Linked DNA regions of Homo sapiens: region 1 is linked to region 2. The links are chromatin contacts, found by Hi-C or POLR2A ChIA-PET in ENCODE. All regions are on one chromosome and are shown on one strand. Each heading gives the region's core, a stretch centred on a gene start or an enhancer-like site at or near the end of the contact. The rest is flanking DNA. Distances are from core to core; before and after follow the strand shown.

Region 1 (2,700 bases), core at 126-2,625, 180 kb after region 2:
CTCGGGGACTCCAGACTCTCTCGAGGACCCCAGACTCACTCAGGGACCCTGGGCCTCTTTCTTGGGCCCTCTGGGCTCAGAGCCTGGCTGCGGGGGCACTGGGGAGAGGATCCTTGTCCCCTGGAGCCAGGAGAAGCTGGGCTCCCCGTGCCTGGGACGTCAGCTCCCGCCCTCAGATCCTGGCTCCCTCCTCCTCTCACCCTGGGACAAACACAGACTCTCCATGGCAACCAAATAGAAGGGGTGGAGTGCGGGGCCCTCCAGTCACCCTGCCTGGCCCCTGGACCGCCTTCTAGCCAGGAGTTCAGGGTTGACAGCCATCTCCGCAGGGCAGCCCAGAGGCCCTCGCAGTGTGGCCTAAGCTTGGCATGGAAACGCAGGCTGCCGACCTGCGGGGCATGGCGCTGTTCCTCCTTGGCACCAGGGGCAAGGAGAAAGGTGCTGGCCATGTGCAAAATGCTGCGCAGGGATTTTAGCGGAAGGCTGCCAGCAGGGCGGGTCCTGCGCCACGCCAGGGGGCTGCTGTCCCTCCTGACAGATTCCCTCTCCGGAGCCCCCTCAGCCAACGCTGTCCTGTCCTGACCCTAAGCAGGGGCTGCACAGAGCATGAGTGGCCACTGGGCCCACCTGCAGGCTCAGGGGACATAGTCTGGCCCAGGGCAGGTGACTGGTGCCACCGGGCAGCCATGGCCCAGACCCCACAGCCAGGTCCATCGCAAGTTCCTCCAGGAACCCCTCCCGCTTAGACCATGCCACGATGAAAAGGATACCACGTAGGCAATGTATTTCCACGCGTGAGGCAGGAAGGGAATGAAGATCCCGAAGGTGGCCGAGGAAAGGCCCACGAAGACAGCCCAGGTCACCACCTGGAAGTAGTGCAGGGGTAACGACCAGCCGTTCACTCTGGAGATGCGGGGCGGCAAGACCAGCTTTTCATTATTGAGTATGGCTTCTGGGGTGACGGAACACTGGCTCCCGGAGCGGGTGTCCATCTGCAGGACACAGAAGGGGAGGACCTGCGCCGTCAGATCCTGGGAGGGCCGGCCCCGCCCACTGTCACAGAGACCAAGGGGACTGGGAATGCAGCCGCCAGGACCAGCACTGACAGCCAATGGCCCAGCACTGCCTGGGGCCACGTTCCCCGCAGAGGGAGCAGGGGCTGGGCTGGAGTCGGTGCAGGGCCCCGCCCAGGGGAATGAACAGACATGCTGCAGAATGTGACCCCGGCCAGAGCCGAGTGGCAACGGAAAACGGCTCTCCAGGGTGTGGAGGACCCAGTGCCCGCGCGACCGCCCATCAGTTCCCCTGAGGATTTGTTACGTTCTGGGGAGTGCTCGACAGCCCCCACACAGCGACAGGTCCCACAACCCGTTCACGAATACACAGGCCCACCCAGGACTCCCCAGGTGCAAGAAGAAAACCCACGTCAGAAAGAGGCCACACTGAGCAGAGGGCTGCGCCTGTGAGAAACTGAGGCAATGCCTGAAGAGCTCGTGAGCCGTTACTCACTGGTGCAACACTGAAACCTGCCAGATCCTCCCTGAGAGGCTTCTCTGAGCTTCCCAGAGGAGCAGGACCCGAGAGCTCACTTCACAGGGTCCTGTGTGTCTCCCCTTCCACAGGACAGGGAAGCCCGTCCAGCCACGCGGGGCTGGGGTCTCCGCCCGGGTGGACAGTGGCTGGGAGGTTCTGAACACGCTGCGGCTGCTCCTGGCCAGTCAGGTGGGGAGGGCGGCAGGGGTGGGAGGGACGTGGTGTCACAGAGCGGCAGTGAAAGACACTCAACGGCCGCTACGGGGTGGGGGGTTGATCTTGAGGGGCTGGGCGGTCTCTACAGAGGAGGGTTAGGAAGCTTCGCCACGTTATGCCTCGCTCAAAGTCCTTGTTGTCTCTTTGGGAAAAAACCTTCAGAAAATGAAGTTGATATTAAATGTATTTCTTTGAGAAGAGAGACATTGAGAAATAGTTAACAATTCTTCGTTCTTGCAGTCGTGAACGTCCATGATACAGTGGCTCTGCGCTGCCTTTGGTGGCTCCTCCCTGGTCCTCTAAATGTGACACCAGGCGGATGCGGGGCCACAGGACCCTGGGGCTTGAGTCACACAAGAATGTCTCTGGGAGACCCGAGAGACTCACAGTTATGAAACAGGACCATGGTTCTTTGGCCGGGCGCGGGGGCTCACGCCTGTAATCCCAGCACTGTGGGAAGCCGAGGCGTGCCTATCACCTGAGGTCAGGAGTTCCAGACCAGCCTGGGCAACACGGCGAAACCCTGTCTCTACTAAAAATACAAAGATTAGCAGGGCATGGTGGCACATGCCTCTAATCCCAGCTACTCGGGAGGCTGAGGCATGAGAATCGTTTGAACCTGGGAGGTCGAGGCTGCAGTGAGCCAAGATTGCACCACTGCATTCCAGCCTGGGCAACAGAGGGAGACTCCATCTCAAAAAAAAAAAAAAGAAAGAAAGAAAAGTCAAAGTTACCAAGGAAGGAAATAGAAACACAGAAAGACAACCCTGTACATTAAAAACACAATTCCCAGTTAAAAACAAAACCCAAATGAAAGTGCCAACAAACAGAAATGATGTCGCCAAGTCACATTGGTAAAACCTGGAATATCAAATCCAGGAAGGACCACAGATCTTAGAGAGGAGAAGAGGGGAATCGCTCAGCGGCCTTGAGCCTTGAGCCTGGAGACAA
Region 2 (2,700 bases), core at 86-2,585:
GACCCAGCCTTGGGGTTCCCCATGCCTGTTGGCCGCCCCTGCCTCCCGCAAGCCCCAGCAAGATACAGAGGACCTAGAGCAACGTTTCCCGGGGCCGACAGAGGTCGGTGGCAAGCCCTCCAGGCCCTGCCTATTCTCCCCTCATAAGTGACTCCACCAGCAGCTGAGCACCTGGGGGCAGGTGAGGTGATGTCTGGCCACCTGAGAGGGCTTCTCCCCTCATCTCAGGAAACCGGAGCCCTTCCTGCACCCTACTTGGCTCAGAGGATGGATGGCAACGTCCACTGGGCCACGGCAGCTCAGGCCCCAGGGCGGGCTGAGGGCCAGGGCCCTCCCATTGCTGCACCAGCTCTAACCCCAGGCACACCCACCATGAAGCCCCCACACAGCCGGTCGGGGGGCTGCCTGAGCTCCGGAGGTCTGGCTACCGAAGGCTCCCCCCTGCCTGAGGGGCCGCCTGGGATCAGCGCACTGTCTCCCTCTGGGCGCACACCCTGCGCTTGCTGCTAATTAATTTTGCGTTGCTGCCGGCCTTTTCGTTTTCCTGGGGAGGGGCGGGGGTGGGGCGTGTGTAGTCACCGCCCTGTGGACATCACTAGGAAGAGGTGGCCCTTGGTGGGACGTGGACTTGGGGCCCAGAGGGACCCCGGGCAGATCTGAGGGGCCCGACCTTCTCTAGGGGGCCCCAGGGGCTCGGCTGCCTCCATCCACCCCAGTCTCGGCCTGGGCAGGGCTTTGGTCTGTGCACCTGAAGTCAGTTTCTGGCTGTTTGTTTGGAGATCACCTTCTCAAATGACCTGTGTTGCCTGGTCAGGCTCATGGGGCAAAGTGGACAGCCAAGGCCACGCCCACCACTGGCCAAGCGCAGGAGACGGGTGCCTGTCGCCGCACAGTGCTCTGGGGATTGCTGGTGCTGCCCGGCCTGCAGGGTACAGGAGCCACAGGCCTTGACTGTGAGGCCACAAGCTCCTGAACCCTCAGCCACAGACGTCCATGGCCAAGGGTCCCCCCGCAGGGGCTCCACTCTGCGGAAGCCACGTTCATCCTGCCCTGCCAGGCGTGGCCACTAGAGGCTCCCCAAAGACAGAACTGGCCCCAGGGCTCCAGAGCCGCCGAGTGCAAGCCCGGGACAGGGTGGCACCCACAGCAATGGAGGGACAGGGTTGGGTGTGGGGAGTGCAGCCCACCCTTCCCCCGGGCTGGGTACCACGGGGGAGGGGGAGGGGAGCAATGCAGCCCTGAGGCTCCTGGCCCCTTCCAGGGAAGCTGACACCTGCTTTTCTGGGATGGACAGACAGGAGGACGTCACACACAGTGCTCTGAGGACCTCACTTGCCCTGTGGCGGCTGCCCTCCAAACACACTGTGACCTGGATTCTCTCCAAACCTGGGTCCTGCTCCTGGGAGGTGGTTGGGTTGGCTTCCGTACTGGGAACAGTCCGAAGACTTTAGGACAAAGTGTCCTACCGGCCCTCCACACTTGGGGTGACCACAGACCCCAGTGCCGGCTGGCCGGGGGGGTGTACCAGGCTCAGCAGCCCTCCACGCTCGGGGCAACCGCAGACCCCAGGGAGCCTGGCCCTGCTGTTCTCAGTCTCCCACTGGCCCTGGCTTCCTTCTAACCAGCGTCCAGGTATCAGTCTAACCCCCAAGCCAAGCCACCACCCAGTATCCACCCAGGTGTCTATAGGAAACGTCAGTGCATTTACTTGGGAAAATACACCACACCCAGCACACAAGCGTGGGTCCTGGGGGAGGCCAGGGCTCCCAGCCAGCTGAGACCGCAGCCCAGCCCTCCTTCCTCTGCCTCATCGGCTGGGTGCCCCCACCTGAGCTAGATGGACCCATAGGGGGCCAGTGAGCAAGGCTGGCAGACCCTCGCCCAGAGGCTGGTGGTGTTTGGTGCAGTTGGGGAGGCAGCAGCTGAGCCTGACCCCAGGGGTCCTGAGGCACCCATGGCATGGGCCCCTCCCCAGGCTCGAGGAGGCGCTGGGAGATTCGCTGTCCATGGCTCTACCGGGCCCCACTCCCACCGCCCGTGGTCCGGTCCCGCCTGTGCACGCTATGCCTCCATTAATATTTTAAAGCTGCCACCGCACGCTCTTTGCAGGAGGGAGTCATTGTCTGGGTTAACAGTAGGCTTCAACAAAAACCTGGCGTAAGGCTGCAAGAAATTTGTTTAAGATTTAACACATAGTAACATCAAAACAAACAAGCGCTGCCATGGCAACGAGGACTAAACAAAGGCTCGCAGATACCCCGAGCTGGCGCCACGCCGGTGGAGCCATGGCAACCTGCCCTGAAAACAGAAATCGGTAGACTTTTTCTCCACAAGTCCTGTCAGAGTCAGCAGCTTTCTGCAGTACCGAAGGCCACTTCCTCACGGTCCCCAAGCTCCTGAGGGAGGCAGAGGCTCCCACAAGTGACAGTGGGCACCCCCTCCCCAAAATGCAAAACAAAAGCAACTCCCACAGGCCCGCCGCCACCACCCCTTGCTTTCCCCGGAAATCGAAGGAAAATCTCTAGTGTCCCCAACGCCTCGTGGTGGCCCTGCTCCTCTCTCTTCCTGAGACAAGGGTGTGAGTTTTTAGGCCCCTTGCTGCTGTACACCTGGGAGGTCAGGACCCCGTGCCAGGATCACAGGGACCCCCCGAGGGGAGTCCAAGCTGCAGGAGGGAAGGACAGTTTGAGGGTGGGAGAG

What was found. Hi-C counts contacts between places; a loop is a spot of excess contacts on that map. ChIA-PET counts read pairs that join two places held with the same protein, here RNA polymerase II (POLR2A). Pooled maps may share reads with other maps.
Region 1: a loop to region 2 is called in a map of PC-3, with 7 times the contacts of the local background. The contact joins the promoter of ZDHHC11 here to the enhancer-like site in region 2. A Hi-C loop is called at or near these places in 3 of 168 maps with a recorded cell type or tissue (K562, MCF 10A and PC-3), 1 of 37 single-sample maps with no recorded cell type and 4 of 50 pooled maps. POLR2A ChIA-PET finds 5 or more read pairs at or near these places in 2 of 52 experiments (H1 and MCF 10A).

Annotation. Positions count from the first base shown.
Region 1 is chr5:849,611-852,310 of GRCh38, forward strand. It overlaps ZDHHC11 (zDHHC palmitoyltransferase 11), which reads right to left and starts at 1,376. Exons shown (of 13, transcript NM_024786.3): 1 at 771-1,376. The coding sequence starts at 992. RefSeq lists enhancers at 68-719, 720-1,369.
Region 2 is chr5:670,698-673,397 of GRCh38, forward strand. The region is part of intron 2 of TPPP (tubulin polymerization promoting protein); the gene reads right to left. It also overlaps a transcript of CEP72 not described here. Among named protein-coding and RNA genes, the nearest start is that of TPPP, 21 kb to the right of the region's middle. RefSeq lists enhancers at 397-566, 929-1,098, 1,696-1,865. Within about 2 kb of position 1,336, at least 11 of the 41 ENCODE cell types and tissues checked have a DNase peak (open chromatin) inside an H3K27ac peak, as active enhancers do; they include PC-3, where a contact is called at or near this core.